Linked DNA regions of Mus musculus: region 1 is linked to region 2. The links are chromatin contacts, found by Hi-C or POLR2A ChIA-PET in ENCODE. All regions are on one chromosome and are shown on one strand. Each heading gives the region's core, a stretch centred on a gene start or an enhancer-like site at or near the end of the contact. The rest is flanking DNA. Distances are from core to core; before and after follow the strand shown. Region 1 has its middle 27 kb from the start of Gm33149. Region 2 has its middle 100 kb from the start of Gm32677.

The links. A loop is a pair of places that touch in the nucleus more often than their neighbours do. ChIA-PET counts read pairs that join two places held with the same protein, here RNA polymerase II (POLR2A).
Region 1: a loop to region 2 is called in a map of left cerebral cortex, with 5 times the contacts of the local background. The contact joins two enhancer-like sites. A Hi-C loop is called at or near these places in 4 of 37 maps with a recorded cell type or tissue (all left cerebral cortex). POLR2A ChIA-PET finds 5 or more read pairs at or near these places in 2 of 5 experiments (both embryonic stem cell).

The regions. Positions count from the first base shown.
Region 1 is chr15:97,132,714-97,139,292 of GRCm38, reverse strand. No RefSeq gene overlaps it. Among named protein-coding and RNA genes, the nearest start is that of Gm33149, 27 kb to the left of the region's middle. Within about 2 kb of position 3,806, at least 1 of the 3 ENCODE cell types and tissues checked has a DNase peak (open chromatin) inside an H3K27ac peak, as active enhancers do.
Region 2 is chr15:96,935,577-96,941,429 of GRCm38, reverse strand. No RefSeq gene overlaps it. Among named protein-coding and RNA genes, the nearest start is that of Gm32677, 100 kb to the right of the region's middle. Within about 2 kb of position 4,594, at least 1 of the 3 ENCODE cell types and tissues checked has a DNase peak (open chromatin) inside an H3K27ac peak, as active enhancers do.

The DNA.
Region 1 (6,579 bases), core at 2,557-5,056, 200 kb before region 2:
GATATGTTAAAGACACTGTAAGAAATTCTCAGAGAATAAGAAACATCGTTTAAAATTAAAAACAAACACCGCTGCTAACATCCTGATCAACAGTGAAAAACTAGAAGCTTTCCACATGGATCAGGAGCAAGGAAAGGACTTCTTAAATAACACTCCTTCTCAGCATCTTACGGGAGTTTTAGTTAACTCGCTGGGACAGCAAATCAGTCAAAGGCTAAGGTACTGAGAAGGACAAAAGTCCATTCACAGACGACACAGCATCCACATAGAAAAGTCAAGGCATGGGGTATTGTAACTCAGCGAAAGAAACTCGTCTTTACACAGAAGACCGTGGGCTCAATCCCAACACAAACAAACAAACAAACAAAACCAACCAACCAACAAAACGTCAGGCAGGAGGAAGGAGGAGACAGGAAAAAAGGAGGGGAGGAGAAGGAAAAGAGAAAGAAAAGGAGAAGAGAATTCCAGGAGGGACTTTCCTATTTAATTTGAGGAATGTTAATAACCCTAGTATCTCCATTATTGATAATGAGATCCTGTTAGTCAATCAGGCATCTTCTAAATTCAGCGCTTCCTAATCGATACCAGCTAAATGAGCAAGGCAAGTCAATGACTGACGCTGCTGTTTCACGGCAGTCAGAATCTGCTGAGTAACTTATTCTACCTAATAACTGCAGCTCATGGTAACTGAGAACTTGGGAAGTGCCAAGAATAGGGCTAGTATTTGCGGTGGTTTGGATAAGAATGGCTCATATACTTGCATGCTTAGTCACCAGGGAGTGGCACTCTTCCATAGGATTAGAAGGTATGGCTTTGTTGGAGGAAGTGTGGTATTGTGGGTGTGCCTTGGGGTTTCAAAAACCATGCCAGGTTCTGTCTCTCTCTCTCTCTCTCTCTCCCTGCTTCCCTCTGTGTGAGTGTGTGCTTGTGAAACAGAGTGTGACTCTCGGCTACTGCTTCAGCTCCATGTGTGCCACAATGCTTCCTGCCATGATGATAATGAACTAATCTCTCTGAAACTGTAAGCCAGACCCCAATTCAATACTTCCTTTTGTAAGAGTTGCCTTGGTCATGGTGTCTCTTCCCAGCAAAAGAACATTGACTAAGACAGTCTCATCAGTAGTACTAGCAAGTGCAGCTTATCTGTTGAGGAAACAGAGATTACTAGGGGTGAAATAAACAATAGAAAGACACAGGTCCAACACTGGTGGGACAGGATGTAGAGGAATTTTAATCCAGGAACATGGCTGCTCTAATCACATCCAAAGACCTAGGTCTGTGTGATCTATTGGAATTTAATGTCACATGCCTTTCATCCCCCTGGCTGGAATATAGACATGCCTTTACTACACACCATTAAGGTAAGGTTAGTTTATAGAAGGAAGCAGCCATGTTTGAAAGTGATTTCTAATCGAGGGGCAGACAAAGTGATGGATCAGAGAAGGACTTGGCAGAGTCAGAGAAGGGATATGCCCATTTCTCGTGAGAACAGACAGGAAAGAGCTAGCTCAAGAGGGGAGCATGGAAAAGAGGGGGAGAGAGGCAGTTTTTACGGGGACAGTTTTACAGAGACAGGTTCCAGATGAAGACAGAAGGAGCCAGAGAAGGATCCAGAAGATTAGAACAGATTGCCAGAGTTAGTTTGAGGCCAAGCAGAGCAATTTAGTGAGAAGCCAAGAGAAGCCAGATTGAATCAGTCATCTTGGAGGGGAGTTTGAGCCAGAGCAGTTGAGTTGAACCAGCCAGCCAGAGTTCAGAAAGGGCAAGCTTACTCATCAGCCAGCCTCTAAGATGACAATCACACCAGGGATGTACAAGTGACTGTTACAGCAGGGATTTGAGTTCTGGCACGTGATGCCTGGATCCGTTTGTAAGCCTGTCTTCACACAGCTTCAACACAGTAGTAGGAGCCCAGCAACCTCTGCATCACATAGGTAAAGCTTTCTATTCCAGTGACCATCGAATGGTCCTGTGAAAGAGATGCCCGTTCAGCTCCTATAACCTTCTGTTCAAGAATGACTCGCACTTTGCATACTCGGATTACCTAGAAAAATCCAGAACGTTAGAGAAAAGTGATGAACTAATCTGCCTAAGTTGATTTGAAAATGAGGGTAAAGAATGTGATTTTTTTCATGCTTTACATTTATATTTAAATCTGTGGCCAACTTTGAGTCTCTTTCTTTTTTCCTCTACTTCTCTTTCCTCATATTCCTGCCTCCTCTTTTGAGATAAGGTCTCCTTCTATAGCCAAGGCTGGCCAAGACCTCATTATGTTGCCAACATTGGCCTTGAAATCATGGTCATCCCCCTGCCTCAGTCTCCCAAGTTCTAAGATTAGAGTCATTAACTAGCACAGGGGAGTTCTTTATTTTGGAAGAAGACACAATCCCACACAGTTCTTAGAAATACGTATATTGTTTGCAGATGTGTAACCCATCACAGGATGGTCCAGTGGTCAAGGAAGAAGACGACTGTCTAACTAGAGCCATTACTGGAGTTGTTGGGAGAACTCACTGTTGGGATAATATTGTGCACCGTGTAAACACCGTCTTTGTATTATTCAAATGCTGATCTCTCTGTTGGCAGAGGGCCAAGTACAAGCTGACTTTGGTGTCGTTATTAATATGGCTGCATCATATTTTGTAAACCCACCCTCTCTCACCTTCTGACTGGTTTATCAAAAAGCTGACGGCCTGTAACAAAAACAGGAAATAGAAGGTGGGACTTCCTGGAAGAGAGGGGAACTCTGGGAGAGAGTCAGGCCCGGGAGGATTCATCAAGAAGATGGAGAAGAAGCTGCAGGCCTGGAAGGAAGGAGAGGTAGCTAACCAGTTACATGGTGAGACTTAGATTAGCATAAACGGAATAGTTGAGCTCCGAGCCAGCTGGAAACAAACCTAACTTCAGGCCTAGGCATTCATAAATAAATATATGTCTCTGTGTCATTATTTGGAAGCTGGCAGTCCCAAAGCAAGTCCTGTTACAAGTGCTGTTGGAGATAGTGTGTGTGTGTGTGTGTGTGTGTGTGTGTGTGTGTGTGTGTGACTATGTATATCAAACTTCCTGAATTTTTTAGTCTTACCCTCCCAGACCTGCCCAAACCTCCTTTGAGTTGATAAGGACAAATATTGTCCGATGCTGATGTTATTTTGAGTTTTATAGAAAGTCCTGCCTAACAATTTGAACTAGGCTGTGCGTGTTTCCATTTGGTTGCTAGGCTGCATTCTGGGTCACTTCCCAGCAGCCTAGGTGACAGCTCTTCATGGGACACCTGAATAGCTGTAAGGTGATGAACTGTGAGATATCACATGATACACAGCCTTTAAAATAGGCAGTGTGACATAATGCACCCGCTGTGACCCAGGTTGTGGTGGAAAGTATCTGGAAGAGGAAAAATGAGATTCCGATGGCTGAAAGATAGCCAGTTTAGAATCTAGGCAGGGGTAGGGAAGACGAAGGCCAAGGAAGCTTTCTACACTCCCACCCGTCCCCCAGGGACAGTTCTGAAGCCCTACACTGTCCTGTAATGTGCCACAGACAGAAGCAATACAAGAGAAATGGAACTAGGGCTTGCTAAAGACATCAGAGCCCCAGGAAATCTCCTGGCCGAGAAGTTGGACAGATCTCTTGACACTTATTCTTTGTTTCCAGAATCTTCCACGTCTATCTCAAAAGTTTCATTGATCACCTTGCCCTTCTTTTCCAGATAATAGTACAGGCTTTCCCCGCCCGAGATCAGGCCAGCAATTTGGCTGCCCCGCGTCTTTCCAAATTGACTGCGTGGGAAACGCAATTTACTTCCTCCTCCAACAGTAGGTGGCAGCACTAACCTTGTTCATTAGGTTCCCGCATCTGTAAAAGCAAGCCGAATTTGCTCAGTGGCAACAGTTTAAGGTCAGGCCTTATTTAAAATGTAAAGAAGATAGGCAAGTAGGCAAGTAACTTAAAAACCCGACTAATCACTTAGCAATTAAGAGACTGGAGACACTGCCCACATTTACACTCATTGAAATGTGAAGCAGAAACCTGACTCATTTTTATTATTTTTTCTTCTTCACTGGAGTCTCAGGCAAAGCTGGCAGCCAGTAGAGCATTTCTGAAGAAAATAAGTGCTTGAAGTCAGATATGAGAATTTGTATTTTATTATGTGAAATTTACATCTCAAGCCCCCGACAGCTCAACATTTTGAAATCACACTTATTTACTTGTGCATGGGGGTGGGGGAGGGGACTCATGGGGGGGGGGAGGTCAGAGAACAACTTTCAGAAAGGGGTTCTCTTTTAACAGATTTCCCTTTTTAAGAGCAGCCTTAGGTCAAGAGCAAAATTGAGAGAAAAGTGCAGAGAGAAGCCCATGTGTCCTCTGGACATCTCCAAACTACAACCATCCACACAGAGTTTCTGCCTGCTGCTGGTGCTCAACATGACTAGTTAATCAGCTTCACACGTCCGTAGTTTACCTTGGTCTTCACCTGGAACTGTACGTTCTGGGAGTTTGGAACTAGAGCTAAAGCGGTGTTTTCTCCTATGCTGCGTACAGAGTACCACCACTGTCCTATATGTCTCCACTCACTCCCCACCCACTCCCTCCAACCTCTCCACTACTGAATGTTCTGCCTTCTCTGTAACTTGGTCCTGCCACTGGTGGGGGGGGGGGTCTTACAGTGTTTCTTGTTATGTGATTGGTTGTTTCCCTCGTCAAAGAACCTCTAAGTTTCCCCCACTTGCTTCCTTGTCAAGACGGTTCATTTTCCTCACTGCCGAGTACAAGCCCTTGTCTGGATGGGCCACAATCTACTCTCCCACTGACCTGAAGGATGCTTGGTTCCTTCCAAGTTCTGGATCAGATATAAAGCTGCTATCAGCATCTGTGGGTGGGCATATGTTCCCGGGTCATTTGAGTACATGTAAAAGCCTGGTTACTGTAACGTGGTGGTGTGTTTAGTTTTGTTGGAAGCTACCAAACCATCTCCATAGTTCATGGCGTTTCAGGGCCCCAGCAATAGGTGAGACCTGCTGCTCTCACCTCTAGAATTGGGTATTGGGGTTGGTCAGGGCTGCAGAGGACCCTGGTTCAAATCCCAGCACCCATTCATTTTCTTATGGGTGACATTTAAGAGTCCTTAGCAGAGTCGTGTCAATAAGATAAACACCTCTAGTGCTCACCCCCTTCCACAAGGATAGCCAAAGAGAAGAATAAACTACCACATTCCGACAAAACAACTAAAGAGAGTATGGCGTACATCAGGGGACTGGACATCGGCACCTTGGACATTGGGACCCTGCACACTGACAGGGTGGTCATTATGGACTCTCTGTAGAACTCATGGGTGGTTGGCCCAGCACAGAAAACTACCTGGATTCTATGAGCCCCAGTGTCCCCAAAGGAGGACTTGGTGGCTGTGCCCTGCTTTCCATGGACAGTGTGGTGTCTCTGAGGTGACATCTTGGAACCAGAACTGCTGTTAATGCGCTGTCCTCTGGAGACAGGAACCATGGCATACCTCCACCACTGAGAATTTGCCACCATGGGTGCACCCCCACCTGGAGGGGGCAGTATTCTTACCACAAACCACTACTTCACCATCTTGCTGGGACTAAGCTTCACAGTCACTGCCCCGTCCCTTCCCAGACTCTGTCATTTCTTCCTGCCTTAGATACAATAGTGCCCAGCAGTGACAGTCTCCGAATGTAATAGTGGACTTACTCACTTCTGTGTAATTCTGCCACCATTGCTTGCCTAGCTTAGCATTCTATCGTTAGGCAACTACACATAAATTGTTACATATTCTTCATGAACTGACCCCCTGTCATTTCTCAGTGCTGCCTTCGTCCCTAATTAATATGGAGCTGTAGAGCACATTTGAAAATTTATCTCCACTTACTCTTTCTCTGGCTTTCTTTATATCCAAGTGTATTACTTGTGTGCTTTTCTTTCCTTCCTTCCTTCCTTCTTTCTTTCTTTCTTTCTTTCTCTTTCTTTCTTCCTTTCTCTCCTTTTTCCCTTGGCTTTTGAGATAAGATCTCTCTACACAGCCCTGGCTGTCCTGGAACTCACTGTGTAGACAAAGATCACCCCAAATTCAGAGAGATTCCCCTGCCTCTGCCTCCCAAGTGCCGAAGTTAAAGGTGTGTGCCGCCATGCCTGGTGATTCTTCTTCTTCCTCTTCGTCTTTAAAGATTTATTTATTATTATTATACATAAGTTCACTGTAGCTGACTTCAGACACACCAGAAGAGAGCATCAGATCTCATTATGGGTGGTTGTGAGCCACCATGTGGTTGCTGGGATTTGAACTCAGGACCTTCGGAAGAGCAGTCAGTGCCCTTACCCGCTGAGTCATCTCACCAGCCCCCAATTTTCCTTCTTCTTCTTCTTCTTCTTCTTCTTCTTCTTCTTCTTCTTCTTCTTCTTCTTCTTCTTCTTCTTCTTCTTCTTCTTCTTCTTCTTCTTCTTCTTCTTTTTCCGAGACAGGGTTTCTCTGTGTAGCCCTGGCTGTCCTGGAACTCACTCTGTAGACCAGGCTGGCCTCGAACTCAGAAATCCGCCTGCCTCTGCCTCCCAAGTGCTGGGATTAAA
Region 2 (5,853 bases), core at 3,345-5,844:
GTATTTCCTTGTTAAATAGATAAAGGTGCGTGCTCACTTCCAATTCAGAAATATAAGTTGGATAAGCCAGTTATCACGACCTCACCTTGGGGCCTCATTCTCCCTCCACTAGCCAACTTCACATGTCGGTTGCAACATTTACAACAGACTCCCAAGGTGTCCTTTGTAAGATTTCTCTCAGACAGTTTAGCTACTCAGAGAACTCACTAACTTTGCTCAGATCTCCATTTCCATCTTCATCCCAAATGGTTAGAAAAATCAGAAATACTCCAGGTAAAATGGCTTTTAAGAGTCCGGGAGACCTCCTGCTTCCCCGAGCAACTTTTGCTGCAAGCCAGGATGGGGTAACACACTGAGAGGGTCTCTCTGGGTCCATGCTTGCTGTTAGCCCACTGCAGACACCGACTGGCCTTTCCCGCAACATCAAAATGAAGGCACAGAGTCATCTATGGATCATTTTCTCAAGGGGGTCAAACCATACATCTGCTCCCACATGAAGAGCGTGTTACCCTTCTGACCTACTGTGTGGTTTGCAGTGGCTCAGGCCCTGGCCTCCTCCCTCCTTCCCATCACTGCTAATGAAACACACCCTTTTCTCTCATCTCGTGCTGGTCCAGTTTTGTTTTGCAGGATTTCCCAGCGATTACCTTTATTGTGCCTCCTTTTAAAGATGCTGGAAAAGACAGCACTCTTTGTTCAAGATTTTTCAAAAAATATTTTGAATTCTATCTTCCCTGTAAACAAACCTTGTCTCCCCCCCCCTCCCCCTTCATAAGCAGTTTCTGTCTTCGTGTCTTTCAAGTGCCATGGGTCTTGTTGTTGTTGTTGTCGTCGGTGGGGGTGTGTTTGTTTTTGTTTGCTTGTGGGTTTTTTGGTTTTTTTGTTTTGTTTTGTTTTTTGTTTTTTTTTCCATCAAGAAGTGAAAGAACTGAAAAGGAGGCCATCTCAAATTCAGGCTTCTTTATAAGTGTGGCTTCCTTCTTTATAAGTGTGCTCGCTTTAAAACTGCTTAAACCCCTGTTTGTTGGAATCCCATGAAGGAAAGAGTAAACTGATCATCACAGGCTGGAGACAAACGCAGGTTGACCAGGGAGGAACAGAAAGCATGCAGAGGGCAGAGAGTGGAGACTTCTCCCAGGCAGGCTCATTCTGGGCGCATTGAAATTCCAAGAAGTTTAATGTTCAGGCGAGGGTGGGGAGAGCACCAATGAAGGAAGAGATGTTAAAAGATCCAAAGTTCCTGTTTCTTTTTTAGAGGGATAAGGAGAGGAAACAACATGAACAGTAATGTCTATCATTTGGTGTCTACTGTACTCAAGTTGAAAATAACAGTCTTGCAATCCTTAAAATATGTGCCTTCTGTCCCCTGCTTCTAAGAAGCACTGAAGCATCCACACTTTGGTCTTCCTTCTTCTTGGGCTACATAGGGTCTGTGAATTGAATCTTGGGTATTCCGAACTTTTGGGCTAATGTCCACTTATCAGTGAGTGCATACCATGTGTGTTCTTTTGTGACTGAGTTACCTCACTCAGGATGGTATTGTCAAGTTCCATCCATTTGCCTGTAAATTTTTATGAAGTCATTATTTTTAATAACTGAGTAGTATTCCATTGTGTAAATGTACCACATTTTCTGAATCCATTCCTCTGTTGAGGGACATCTGGGTTCTTTCCAGCTTCTGGCCATTATAAATATGGCTGCTATGAACATAGTGAGAACAAAATACTCACAGGAAGAAATATGGAGGCAAAATTTGGAACAGAGACCGAAGGAAAGGCCATCCAGAGACTGCCCCACCTGGGGATCCATTCTATAAACAGTCACCAAACACGGACACTATTGTGGATGTCAAGAAGTGCTTGCTGACAGGAGCCTGTTATAGCTGTCTCCTGAGAGGCTCTGCCAGAGCCTGACAAATACAGAGGTGGATGCTTGCAACCAACCATTGGACTGAGCCTGGGGTCCCTGATGGAGGAGTTGGAGAAGGGACTGAGGTAGCTTAGGGGGTTTGCAGCCCCATGGAGGGAGCAACAGTGTCAACTGGCCAGACTCCCCTGGAGCTCCCAGGGACTGGACCACCAGCCAAGGAGTACCCATGGCCGCATATGTGGCACAGGATGGCCTTGATGAACATCAGTGAGAGGAGAGGCCCTTGGACCTGAGGGTGTTTTATGTCCCAATGTAGGTGAATGCCAGGGCAGGAAGACTGGAGTAGGTGGGCAGGTGGGTGGGGGAGCACCCTCATAGAGGCAGGGGGAGCAGGGATGGAATAAGGGGTTCCCAAAGGGGAGACCTGGAAAGGGCAAAATATTTGAAATGTAAATAAAGAAATATCCAATAAAAAAAAAAAGAAAGAAAAAAGCCATAGCTTTACCAAGCTCCCCAAGACTTGTTTTTGATCTTGGGCTGCCCTTTGGGGGTGAGGGACTGATGGGCTCTACCTTAAAGAGATCCAGTTTCTGGGCCAAACTTGACTCATTTGCCATCTTTTAACCCATAAACCAGATGCTATCCATCCCCTCTCTGTTCAGGTTCCTCAAAACTGACCGTGCCCATCTGCCCCTGCCCCTTCCCCCACCCCACGCTGCTCTCAGATCTGTCCCTGCTGCTTGCTCTGCAGCTACAGCTTCTGACCTCCCTCACCTTTAGGCCTCAGTCAACCCCAGGACCTTATCTGCTCTCTCCCCAGATAACCAGTTCTGCCTCCTCCTTCTCTCACCCAAATATTACCTTTGCTTAGCATCCTGTCCAGAGGGTGCTCCAGTCTCCAGCCCTCAGTCTTTGCTGCCTCATGTTTTCCTAACATGACATGAGCTCATCTGACTCGCACTGACTCGCACTAATCCTCTTTCCTCCAGAGTCTGGGAAAACAGTGGCTGTGTCCTTTTTACTGTAACCCCGACATGGGCAGTGAGCACCCCCTAAAAAGAACACAGCAAATATTTGATGAATAGATCCGAGAATAACCTTGGACAAGACATACATTTACTTTAAAAAAAAAAATCTGTCAAATGCCAGAAAAATCTTCACTCTCTTCTAGTGCCCTAATGTTCAGTAATGTGTATGTTCTCTAAGACACTATTTCTGATCTCTCTATAGATGATGATGATAGATAGGTGATAGATAGATGAATAGATAAATAGATAGATAGATGTTAGATGATACATAGAGAGATGATAGATGATAGATAAAAAGTTTGTCAAGGAAGAAACTGCATATTATAAGTTAATATATTATATTTATATGATTATATACTAGTGTATGTATATATGTATATTATCACTTGTATAGCAAACGTGCTAACAGACAAAACCCCATTATCACCCATTCTGACTGCATTCCTTCAGTGATGTCACCGCAAATATCTAAACACCAGTCTCCTGTTGGGAAAGAGACCAAATGTTCTCATTGCCTACATGGGGTCCCCCACTGCACCCCCAGTTCTACAGCTATGAACCATGACTGCTGCCAGAGACTCCAGCAAGTCTCCAGAGCTTGAAGCACGTGAAGACCAGCTCATTCCTTTGATGTTACATCATTCACAGCTCGGCTAACTGAAAGACGTGACGATGCATGTGTTTCCTTTCATCTGCAGATAACTGGCCCAAAGAAGGCTCCAAGGATGCTGGACCCACAGACTGCTCAGCTGACCCAGCCGTTGGTGCACTGAGTCAACATCTCCTCCATTTGGTCCCACTGCCTGTTCTTCTTATAGCACACTGGATATTCCTAAGTATTTACCTCGCAGGAGTATTCAATTGTATCTGCAAACCTATTTTAAACATGGAAAAAGACTAGGGATTAGCCAGAATTAGAAACTTGACCAAGGCAATCTTCTGTCTCTATACCATCACTGTATTTCTAGGGCCAAGAGCATAGCTGCAGTTCAAACAGCCTCAGAGAGGATAGCGGGATGGTGGCATTAGAATCTGAGGGCAGACCCATCCAGTATTCTCTTCACTCTACCCTGTGGCTTCTCAGCACCCAGATTCAGAAAGCCAGAGGCAACCATGTTAAGGGATAGGAAAATGCCTATCATCTCTCTCTCTCTCTCTCTCTCTCTCTCTCTCTCTCAAATTTGTGAGATTTACTTTATGTATATGAGTACACCATTGCTTTCTTCAGACACACCAGAAGAGGGCATCAGATTCTATTACAGATGGTTGTGAGCCACCACGTGGTTGCTGGGAATTGAACTCAGGACCTCTGAAGAGCAGTCAATGTTCTTAACCACTGAGCCATCTCTCCAGCCCACACTTTGGCTACAGCAAGGCTCCAGGAACTTCAGCTTTCTGGCCTACACGATCGTGTGATTGCTCGCTGACACGGAAGGATGTTCAGAGAACCTAATGCCTGTCATGTCAGAATTTGTCTATGTTATAAAATACTTACAAAACAGCTTAATCTATTTCCTGTAACCAACTCGATGTTTAATAAGATGAGTTGCCACTAGGGGGCACTGAACTAGCACAGACCGGAGAGGAATACAGCAGCAAGGGAGCTGGAGGCTTCCCCCTGCTGGACGAAGAGTGGCACTGCCTTTGCTGTCCAGCTGCTTTCTCTGCTCTGCGGGAGCGGCTGTGGGAAGCGCACCCTCAAAGGGTCACCAAGCAGTACAGGCCTGGGGAGGAGACCGGCTCTCACAATACGGGTGGGGCGGGCGTCTCGGCATCGTCTGAGCAGCCACAGGAAGGTAACGGTCTTCCTCTGCATCTCCAAGTGATGTCACATTCTGGGCTTGGTCGGATACGAGATACTCCGTGTGTCCACTTTCCTGACACGGAAACGTAAGCTGCGTTCCTCTATAGAAAGCTGTAAGCTGTTTCTGGGTGTTGTCTGCCAGGTGAAGGCTTTTCACCTCTCCCTTTCCTGACCCTGCTGGTAGAAAGATGAGCTCTCTCAGGGGCCCTAGTGAGGTCACTCCTGTATTTTTCCTTAACACAACACAGAAGCAGCCCTCTGTTTCAGATTACAAAAGTCTTGCACAGCAAATCTAAGAGCCTGTTACAAAACATTTAAGTCAATAAAGGTTGCATCCCCAGAGGCTGGTCTTGATTAGTGGGTCTTCGTCACTTATTATGCAAACCAAGGCATTCTGAACACAAAATTGGTTCACTAATAATATTTAAGACAGACACCAACATCAACCAAGTTCGGGATCACTTGTCCGACCCTGTGTTTAGAAACTGCCGAGACGTCTACTGTCTTAACATTTTGCTTGGGGGTGGGGGGGGGGCTTCTTTATCATGAACCTGTTCAACCTTACTGTACAACCTTGTGTACACAAGCAGAAGTGTCCTGGTTCCCAGAGCTAGTTTATCTGCCTCTGATCAGATAGTTCAGTTCGTCCTCTTTCTGTCTCTCTCCATCCCTCCCTCCTTCTCACCCCCCATCTCTCTCTCTCTCTCTCACACACACCTATCTCTAAGCTCTTTTCTATGAGAAGTGACATCTCTGGAAGTTATATTTCAAAGGGCTTTCCCAGGCTGGAGAGAGGGTTTTGTGGTTGGTAATGGGTACTGCTTTCAGGACTGACCTGGGTCTAGTTTCCAGCTTACAGCTACTTATAAATCCAGTCCCAGGAAGATCTGCACACATACATGCCAATTCCCACACCACATGCGCATATATACACACAGATACACATATACCACACATATACACACAATGTCCTTTTCTAAGCAATGGCTATGATCTGTTTCAGTACACTGAAAATTGTCATGTGATTATTCAGTCAACATACCCTCATGAAAATGAAACTTTCCCTCTGCATGTCTGAGGCAAGCATAGAGAGTACAACTCAGCAGTGGAGAAACAGTGCCCTGTGTCAGGTGTGCAGGAAGCCACACAGGC